2 separate regions of the Homo sapiens genome follow, and region 1 is linked to region 2. A link is a contact called in ENCODE Hi-C or POLR2A ChIA-PET data. All regions are on one chromosome and are shown on one strand. The core of a region is the stretch at or near the end of the contact, and the rest is flanking DNA. Distances in the headings are between cores, read along the strand shown. Region 1 overlaps KLHL29 (kelch like family member 29). Region 2 overlaps KLHL29 (kelch like family member 29).

Region 1 (4,969 bases), core at 1-2,500, 80 kb after region 2:
AGGTTCAGCTGAACATGTCCTTAAAGGAAATCCTTCTGGGTGAAAAATAGCAGAAATGTGCTCCCATCTGTTCCTCATCAGCAGACTGCACTATACTATTTGCTTTCCACGTCTGTGCCCTGGATACTTTCTCACCCTCTTTGACACCTGGGACCATAGAGATGTGAACCTGAAAGAACCAAGTCGCCACGACTCCCAAGTGCCACCTCAGTAAGGGACCTCAACGGGACGACCAAGGCCCAGTGGAAGCCTCGACGGCCCTTGACCATGGAAGCTGCCCAGAGCATCTCAAATAAGTCAGCAGCCTTTCCACTGGGCCTATTCCACAACGACCCCCCACAGACCAGAACCCGCTCCACTGGGGCCATGCCTGGGAGTTACTCCAAAGAGTTAACCTTTCCTGGTGGGAGAGGGGTGGAGGGGAAGGCTGAGGCCATTTGACATGTGCTGCCTGGTCTGAACATGATGCTGTGCTCAGACACTGAATTTGATGAAGTGCATTGTAAAATTTAAAAACAAATTTAAAACTCTATTAACTCCCTGTAATGGCCTCCTCCTGCAGTACATAGACAACACCGGCTCACTGGCAAGGAGAAAAAGTACTCTGGTTTGCAGTGTGCTTGGCTTGAAGCAGAATGGAGACGGTGGGAGCTGGTGAAGGGAATGGGGAGCCCACGCACCCTCTGCACCCAGGGCAGCACCCAGGGCGGCACCCAGGCCCCTGCTAGTGGAGCTTTGTGGGATGTGCATCGCCAAGGTTAGACTTTTTCTTGCTCCTATGTTAAAATCTCACTTTCACTTTCCTTTGAAGCTAAAACACTTCCTTCAAGAATGCACCACTGGAGTGACAAGATTGTAAGATTATCTTAACTTGGGACTGAGGCCTGGGCGGTGGGGAGCTCACTAGAGGCCTGTGGTTTGGGGTCAGCATGGGGGTGGGTGTCAGGTGGGAGGAGGTGTGTTCCCAGCCTCACCCACTACACCCTCTGCACGGGGAGAAGGATCAGGGCAGGGAGACTGTTCGCCACAGGCCTCTGCAAATCGAGGCGCGTTCAGGGTAAGGGGAGGATTGGCCCGGCTCCAGGCTACCAACTGGAGAGAGACGAACTTTTGTTGAGAAGGGAGACAGCCCCACAGCTGTGTGTGCACGTGGGCCGAGAGGAGGAGCTCAGCTGGCGGTGAGAAAGCCTGGGGGCCGAGGGGAGGGTTCCCTCTACGTCTCTGCAACTCACAGGCCCCCAAGCTGAGGAGCAGAAGGTGCTGCCTGGCCTGGTCTTTGACGAGTTCAAGGGATTTTCTGCCAACCAGTGGCTTCCCTGTGTGAGAGCGTCTCTCAGTTTTTCCTGAGCACGTAAAGTGGTTTGGAGATATTGGGGGAGGAAAAGGTGTACACATACGGCAGGCCTGGGGGTCAAAGGCAGCAGAGAAACCATGCGTATGTGTGAGTGTGTGCAGATCTGTGTGTGCACAAGTAAGCAGTGCCTTCTGATGTGGCTGCTTGTGGGCTAGTCCTAGGGCATGGGTTTGATGCGGACTCTTGCATCCAGGGAAGTATTTTTCTGAGAGTTCCCCCACCCTCTGGGGCTGGCATTCTACCCCCTTTGGAAAGAAAGCTGGGATGGTCTAAGCAGGGAGGGGTCCTGTGGAGACTTGTAGCTCCTGGCCCAGCAGGATTCATGGCATTTGGCGTCAGAGAAAACGTGAGCCTCTGCCGGGAGTGAAGCAGCTGATGCAAAACAAGGAGCCCTGGGTCGTAGATGCAGCTCTGTGCAGCCTCTGGGGAGCCTTGGCGCTGGCTCGCAGATCAAAGCTGGGAGACCTGGGAGCTCCCTGAAAGCTCCTTCCCTGGCAGCTGCAGATGGGGTGCGGCGTTTGGGCTGGGTGATGGCATTTGTAACAGTGTGAGGACCCCCCACTCTCCCGGGACTAACAGTGTAAATAAGAATTGGGGCATTTACGCCAATGAAGAGAACAGAATTTCCTTGTGCTGACAATCTAGAAGATCCGCTTGTGGACAGTTGAAATGCTAATTATAAGCTAACTCTGTTTTCAACCTTTGTGAACCCGGTTTGGGCTATTTTGTATCAATAAGACTGCTTTCAGAAAAAACAAATTTACTAATTAACTCCCTTTATTTTAAATACATGAGACTTTCCTATGGTGTCTGTTGTTTTTTTTTTTTTAAAGAAACGTGTGCGCTATGAGGTGTTTCCACAGCTCTTTTTGGGGTATGTAATAGTCCTCCTGATATTTTAATTGATATTTGAACCAAGTAAGGACCCGCCAATAGTTGAAAGTCCCCGGTTTCGGGGATGCCTTTCCAAGCAACCAGGGATTCCTGTCTGACATCCCGCTGAGCAGCACCCATTTTATCGTGTTTCTTCCCACAGCACAGGAAACAGGACAACCGGGGCTTCAGATCATGAGACCTGGTGTTGAATCCAGGTACAATGCTTTGTGAACCTGGGAAGTCACTTGGCCACATTGCAGTTAGTATGACTTACCTTGTAGGGTCCTTCTCATCATTGTTATTTTTATTAGATAAAATCACATTTGTGCAACACCTAGCCCAATGCCTGTTCCTTAACAGGCATTTAATAAGTGATGGTTATTATGTCTCAATGCCTTTGTTGACACATTATGTCTTCCCAGCGTGGAATTTTCCTCTCTTTATTGTTTTCTATTGAAATCCTTTGCGTCCTTTCAGAGGCTACTATGAATGCCCCCACCTCCGAGAAGCCTTCCTGTTTGGCCTTAGCCAGAATGACTTATTTCTTTGCAGCATCACAGATGCTAACTTCTGTTCCAGCCCAAGTTCCCGTCTTCCTTCTCTTCTGCTCAGTGTCTCTCCAGCTACACTGAGCTGCCCCTTTCCTGCCACAGCAGGGCCCAGCTCTGTGTATGGCACAGAGGCTCATAGAGTGGATGTGTTTTGAGTTGTTGAGTGAAGCTGAGGTCCCACAGTCTCTTTGAGGCTCCAGTGCTTCAAAACTTCCCTTGACAGACTACTGTGGGTGACTAGTCAACTGCAGAATTAGAAAGAAAAAACAGTGCCTTTTCTGGTCACTTAGAGCTGAGGGCATCTTGGATTTCACAGCCTAGAACCCCCTGCAGGCTTTTTGGATCCCCTAATCCTGTTGATGCTGCAGCAGTATCGACTGGCCCTAAAAGCAGCTGCTAAAATGCGTCTGGCACAAAGGAACTTTCTGGGCTGATGGAAATGGTCTGTATCATGATTGGGGTGGTGGTTAGGCAGGTGCATGCATTTGTCAAAACTCATCAGACTGTGCACTTAAGATTTGGACAGTTACTTTATGGACATTATATCTCCATAAAATTAGTTAATTTTTTTAAAATGTGGCCTGACCAGACAGGCTGGATACAGGGGCCTGTTGTGGTCTTCCTGTGGCCTTGGGAAATGCAGCTCATGCCAGCATGGCACAGGATTGCTCTGGGAGGAAAAGAGACAGAACAGTCTCTGCATTTGTGGAACTTAACCCTTTAAGTCCTGAGCTAGGACTCCACACACAGGTGCCTCGCCACCCTCTCCCAGGAGACCTCACCCTGGCCTGCCTCCAAAGAATCAGAGCCAAGCCTCACACGGCCACAGGCTGAGGCCTGCCTCTCACAGGAGAAGAGAAGATTAAAATTAATGTAAAATCTAACAGATATTTGTATACCCATGTTAATAGCAGCATTATTCACAATAGCCAAAAGGTAGAAGCAACTCAGGTGTCCATTAATTAATGAATGGATACACAAAATGTGTTGTATACATACAATTGAATATTATCTAGCCTTAAAAAGAAAGGGAATGCTATAGTCATGGATACCTACTACAACATAGATGAACCTTGAAGACATTATGCTAAATGAGATGAGCCAGACAAAGGAAAGGATAAATATGGTATGAGTCCACTTATACGAGGTACCTAGAGCAAATTCATAGAGACGGAAAGTAGAACGGTGGGTGCCAGGGTTTCGGGGAGGCGGGAAAGGGGAGTTATTGTTTTTAGTGGGCAGAGTTTCAGTTTGGAAAGATGAAACATTTTGGAGGTGGATCGTGGTGATAGTTACACAACATTGAGAATGTACTTAATGCCATTGAAGTGTACACATAAAATGGCTAAAATGGTCGGTTTTAGGTTTTGTATATTTGATTACAATAAAAAGAATAAAGAAGAGCAACGAAAGAATCCCAGGCCTAAGGCAGCCTCCTGGCCCCCTTAAATTTCAACATTTTAAATGTTATCATTCAGGGGACTGCTTAGCAGAGGATGTGGTTTCTGGTCTGAGAATCAAAATGTGGGAAACAGAAGCCCTCTCTGACTGCCAGGCCCTTTCAGAGCGACAGGTATCCTTCCTAAATGCCAGGTCCTTTTGTCAAGACAAAGGTGGGTGACCACATATCGCGCCACTGGTTTAACTTGATTTTCCCATCTGACTCTCTCGGGCAACGTGTATCCTGAAGCTGATGATGGAGGGGTGAATTTTACTTTATCGCCCCAGCAACTCCCAGCATCATGATTGGGGTGACCCCATCCTCAAGACCCAAGGGGCTCCAAGCTGCGGAAATTAGAGTACGCTGTGTGGACGGCAGCTTGGCTGTCAGAGCGGGTTGGCTCCTGGCCTGTAATTCAGAATGATACCCGGGTACTTGTCGCAGCAGGGGGCTGGTGCCGGCCTGAGCAGGCCTGCCGTGGAGAGTTTAAAGGAGGCTGACTCTCCCCGTTTTGCCTCAGGGACCATTTTTGATTTGTTCTTTGAATGGCAGAAGGCCTGGCCCATCAAACTCACAGGCAACCCTTCCCATGCTCAGAGGAGAGAGAGCTCGGCACAGCAGCCTGTGAAGGGGGCTGCCAACCTTTTCGTTTATAAAATACTGCTGGATTCTTGAGTCCTGATCTCTCTCCGTGAAGGTTTGCTGCAGTCAGGCCGTTAGGAGGACAAAGAAAGAATCTATTGGAAG
Region 2 (5,186 bases), core at 2,409-4,908:
TTTCCTAAAGCCAGTCACACAGTCATGCTCAAGGTCATGGTGGAAAGGGTACCTCAAAGTTGCCCTCTCTGGATACAGAGAGGCCATTAGTTGGGGTCATCAACTAATTAGAGAACCTTAGGCACAATGTTTAACCTCTCCAATGGCCCATACAACTGAACTCCTTGGAAAGCATAGCTTGGATGAGAGGCGTGGAGAACCAAGCCCTCTGGAACCCTGCATGTTAAATCTAATATGGAATTCAGCACCCAGGGGCTATCTAGCGAGGCTCTGCCTAAATGAAATCATCTGTTCTTTTGGCTGGCTTTATTCTGTGCTCAAGCCAGGGCTCCCCAGCTGACTCAGGGACACAGCCATTAACTTGTGGGGCCTGTGCTTAACAGAGCTGCTTCTCAACAAAGACAGTCTTTTGACATCTCAAGCGGCAAGCTCGATCGCCAATTAAAAAGCTCATGTCCTCAATGTGACAAATACCGGGGAAAACAAGTCTGCAATTCAGAACACAAGTGGAGGAACATGAAGCAAGTTCATCATGACGGCAGCACCGGCCTTGTTGGAGCTTTCATCTCGCCTCTCGGTGAGACAGAGCACGACTCTCCCAAGATTTCCCAGGTCATGCCGCTTAGCTGGGCAAGACGTGCCGCCAGGCCGAGATGGTTCACCCTGCTTCATGGGATCATGTGAAGGGTCAGGGTTGTTTTTCTATAGCTTAGATTGCGGCCTGCACATCTTACATTTTCTTAATTCATATTTAATAACCTTATAGGGCTCTCCGGTGGCTGTGCTGTGAGACAGATCAGGAAGCCAAGGTCGTCCATGCAGCCAGGATCCTGGGGTTCCTTAGGGCCCTGATCCCTTCTCTGCAGAACATTAGGGGCTGCCCCCAAGACTTCAGCCCTAGAGATTCAATTGGCAGCTTCGATATTGAAAGACTAAAAAAAAATGGACATTCCTCCCGTTTTTCTTTTGGATCCGTTTCCCTTTGAAGTGAAGTTGCACTGTCTCCCCAGGTCCCCAGTGAAAGCAGAGTTGTGTATCCTCTGGTTTGTTTCTCAGGAGATGTGTTTTAACTAAGTTAATAATAATAATAACAACAGCTTTATTGATAAATAGTTCACATACCCTATAATTTACCCATTTAAGGTATACAATTCAGTGGTTTTTAATATAGTCACAGATATGTGCAACCATCCCTATGGCTTATATTAGAGCATTTTCATCATCTCAAAAAGAAACCCCATACACATTAGCAGTCAATCCCCATTTTTCCTTCCCCCAATCACTGGCAACCACTAATCTATTGTTTTTTTCTTTTTCACTCAAACAGATTTCTGACAGATCCACTTTCTATGTCTATAGCTTTCCCTGTTCTGGACAGTGGATATCAATGGAATTATACAATAATGCGGTCTTTTGTGACTTAATTCTTTCACTTAGCATAAACTAAGGAAATTTTTTTAAGTTTGTCTTTGAAGCCAGATGGCTGAGTTTGAATCCTGGCTCCACATCCTACTCCACTTACCTAAAAACTGGTTTGTTTTTAGGTAAGTGACTTAACCTCTCTGTGTCTGTCTCCTCATCTTAATACAGAGAGAATTCCAGTGATCACTCCCATAGAACTCCCTGGGTAAATCCATGTAAAGGCTGTATTTGAGCTGTGCCTGGAACACAGTAGGGACCCAGGGAATGTGAGTTCTCATCATCTTTCTTGTCCTGTGTTCCCTGAAGGCCTTTCTAGCTCTGTTTGGGGAGCCTTGCTTGTTTGTTTTCATTCCCACAGCAAACATCAGTGGCAGTGTGGACAGCTCTTCCCATATGAATTGCACCTGGGTCATGGGGACTGGGAAGCTGTGCATGCGCCTTGCAAGCTCTCACCCAAGTCTAGAGCCTCCTGCATCTCCCTCTTCCCAAGGCAGCCTCATGGCCCCACTTGAGGCTCTGAGGTTCTGCCTTTAAGGGAATAGAAAGTTTTTCTCCCCAGCTCCCAGTGAAAGCAGCTGTTTCCTTGTGAGTGTCCTCCAGGTGGGAGACGGAGGGATTTTGGACGGGCACATTAGTCCATTTTACTCCTCAGGGTTTAAGTTAACAGGAATAGTAGAAGGGATCAACGTTGACCCAGAAAACTGGCCCACAGGCCTGCTATTGGGTAATGTACTAGTCCATTCTTTAGTTGCTATAAAGAAGTACCTGAAGCTGGGTAGTTTATAAAGAAAGGAGTTCATTTGGCTCATGGTTCTGTAGGGTGTCTAGGAAGCATGGCACTGGCATCCTCTCCTGGAGAGGCCTCAGGATGCTTCTAATCAGGGCAGAAGGCGAAGAGGGAGCAGGCTGTCACATGACGAGAGGGGGAGCAAGAGAAGGGGGAGGTGCCACTCTTATTTTTATTTTTTCTTGAAATAGGTCTTGCATTTTCACCCAGTCTAGAGTGCAGTGGTGCGATCACATCTCATTCAAGCCCCAATCTCCTGCCCTCAGTTGATCCTCCCACCTCAGCCTCTTGAATAGCTGGGACCACAAGCATGTCCCACCGTGCCCAGAAAAAAAAATTTTTTTCTTTTTTTTTTTTTAGAGATGGGGTCTCACTGTGTTGTCCAGGCTGGTCTCCAGTTCCTGAGCCCAAGTCATCCTCCAACCGCAGTCTCCCAAAGTGCTAGGATTACAGGTGTGAGCCATCATGCCTTACTGTCACAGCCAGCAGTCTCATGAACTGAGTAAGAACTCACTCATCACCAAGGGGATGGTGCCGAGCCATTCACAAGGGATCCTCCAGGGTCCAATGCCTCCCACCAAGCCCCACCTCCAACATTGGGGATCTCATTTCAACATGAGATTTGGAGGGGTCACACATCCAAACCGTGTCAGATGGGAAGCTGAGAAAAGTGACATCTGCCTCTGAAATAGTTCTGGGAACGTCACTGGAGGGTGACTGCCAGGTTCACTCATGCCATCAGCCCCGCCTTTGTGTCCTCAGTAATTTTTACTCTGAGCATAATCACAGCCCTCGTTGAGAGGAGCCACTGTCCCTGTTGGTCTTCTTTCTAGAAGTATCTCTTATATACTGATATACAGCAGTGCATTTACATTGTTAACTGTAAAAATGACACCAACACATTTAGAAAGGCCACCAGATAAAATAAAGAAAAATGTATCCCTCAACGCTGACATACTTACTGGCTTGCTTTTGGAACGTTCTTCTTTCTGTCTTCAGGTGCTAGAACTTTAGGAGAGTAAGTGGGCTCTGTTGAGGGACTCTGAAGACTGGTCACCCCCCCGCCCACACACACACACACATCCCCCAGCACTTGAGCTGCGCTTCCACATAACCACTTCCTTTATGCTGGGACTGTGGTTTCTTTGTGTGTTTTTATGTCTTTTCCATGTCTGGGTCTGGGTTTGCCTCCCCTGAGAGACCGTAAACTTCTAAAGAACAAGAACTGTGTTGTCTCCTTTTATAGGAGTGTATGTTTCATTAAAAAAAAAAAAAGTAAAAGTAAATTTTAAAAAACGTTTCTTGTCTATGCCTACGATGTTCTTATTGACTTGAGGGTTTAGACAGTGTCTCTGAAAATTCTCTGGCAAACACTCCCTGGCCCCACCATAAACAGCTGGTTGATGTAACCACACCGTAGCTCAGTCACCACGTCACAGGAGCTGTGTCTTCTTCTGCCCGGGAACTACCTGTCCTGTGTGACAGAAAAATGCAGCGGTTGCCAGCCAAGGGCCCACAGGCAGGATTCCCCTGAAGCTGTGGGACTTTGCTAACAATGCATCTCCCACATTGAGGCTTTTCAGAAATGCGATTGAAAATAGAAGTGTGGGTGCAGCATTTTCCTTCCTGCCACATGGGAATTCTGGGGAAAGAGCTCACCTTGAAGGAACAACCTTGCTGGGAGTGCAGTGGGGGGACCTTTCCCCTGGAGCCGGAGCCCCTGCTGGGTTCTGGCAGCCCCAGGATGCCCACTGAGCTCTGCTTCTCTGGGCACCCTGAGAAATGGACGGCAGCGGCCCTGACTCCGGGCTAAGGCAGGGCTTCAATTAAGCCAGAGAAACACGATTTATTATCAGCATGTTTTCAGTTCCAAGCCGTGCTTTGAAAAGGTCACCTTATATGAATATTTAGAAAAAGCAAGATCATAAAATAAGAGGGACTTGGTATTTTGTTTTGTATTTTTTTTTTAGAAGAAAATTCGGGCTCACTGGTAACTTACAATGGGCAAACTCTAGCACTTTTTATTTAACCTGCATTTACCCTTTAAAAATGGGGAGGAGGTTTTAGAACTGCATTTGAGGAGACTTTCTGTGTCCAGGGGATTTTACAGCGTTTGAAACCAGGGCAGTGAGCCTTACACCCGGGACCCAAGGTCCGCTTGCTGACTAAATGCCCATTAAAACAGCAAATGAGGAGGCCAGGTCTGCTTTGAAGAGCCTAGCCTAATTGTGTTGTATTTGTGTCAGCTGATGGCTACTTTTTTCATTAGGGACTTTTAACCTGTGGGTCATCTTTTGAAATACACATTCGATTGAGTCAGTTCTTCCTTTAAGACCTCAATTGGCTCTCCTTGCCCGAGGAGAAAGCTGGGCCCCTGACCCTCCCGCCCCGGCCCCTTGAGATCTGGACACAGCCTTGCCTCAGAACTCAGCCTGTCACCTCCCCTCCCCTCCTGTCACGTCCTGTGTCCCATTCCAGTCCCATAGTGAGGGGACTTAGTGGATTATATTGTAGGATGAGCTTAGTTAAAGATTAAACGAGTATGTTTATTCTTTATTTCACAGAGTAATTGTTTTAAAACGAATTTTATTTTTATGCTTAGTAGGATGGATTTTATTTAAACCCCCAGGCAGACTCCATTTAAATCTGTCTATAAATTGTATAGTCTTGATGTTTTTGTATAACTTTGATATACATTCTTTACAAAATCCCGGTTTTATTTTTACAAGATGAAGATTATACATTTTAAAGCAGTTATTTCGTCAGCTTTTTCTGTCTCCTTGTATAATCATATCAGAGGACTGAATAATGATTTCGTTATTTCATTTGCACAGTCTCTCGTGACTGCTAAGCACTCTGCTTGTAGTTCCTGTTTTTTGCTATTCCTCTGTTCTTGCGTTTTTTTCTGCAATCTCTCCCCGCCTTGCCCAGATCTCTTCCTCAATGATTTTTTTTTAAATTTTGTACAACAAATATT

What was found. A loop is a pair of places that touch in the nucleus more often than their neighbours do. ChIA-PET counts read pairs that join two places held with the same protein, here RNA polymerase II (POLR2A). Pooled maps may share reads with other maps.
Region 1: a loop to region 2 is called in a map of CD4-positive, alpha-beta T cell, with 8 times the contacts of the local background. The contact joins two enhancer-like sites. A Hi-C loop is called at or near these places in 3 of 168 maps with a recorded cell type or tissue (CD4-positive, alpha-beta T cell, naive thymus-derived CD4-positive, alpha-beta T cell and prostate gland) and 7 of 50 pooled maps. POLR2A ChIA-PET finds 5 or more read pairs at or near these places in 1 of 52 experiments (CD4-positive, alpha-beta T cell).

What each region holds. Positions count from the first base shown.
Region 1 is chr2:23,531,766-23,536,734 of GRCh38, forward strand. All of the region lies in intron 2 of KLHL29 (kelch like family member 29), which reads left to right. Among named protein-coding and RNA genes, the nearest start is that of LINC02923, 150 kb to the left of the region's middle. RefSeq lists enhancers at 1,229-1,288, 4,152-4,969. Within about 2 kb of position 1,251, at least 2 of the 41 ENCODE cell types and tissues checked have a DNase peak (open chromatin) inside an H3K27ac peak, as active enhancers do; they include prostate gland, where a contact is called at or near this core.
Region 2 is chr2:23,449,638-23,454,823 of GRCh38, forward strand. All of the region lies in intron 1 of KLHL29 (kelch like family member 29), which reads left to right. The region is part of intron 1 of LOC124907741 (a long non-coding RNA gene); the gene reads right to left. Among named protein-coding and RNA genes, the nearest start is that of LINC02923, 65 kb to the left of the region's middle. RefSeq lists enhancers at 2,753-2,852, 3,395-3,896, 3,473-3,532, 3,897-4,396. Within about 2 kb of position 3,659, at least 6 of the 41 ENCODE cell types and tissues checked have a DNase peak (open chromatin) inside an H3K27ac peak, as active enhancers do; they include prostate gland, where a contact is called at or near this core.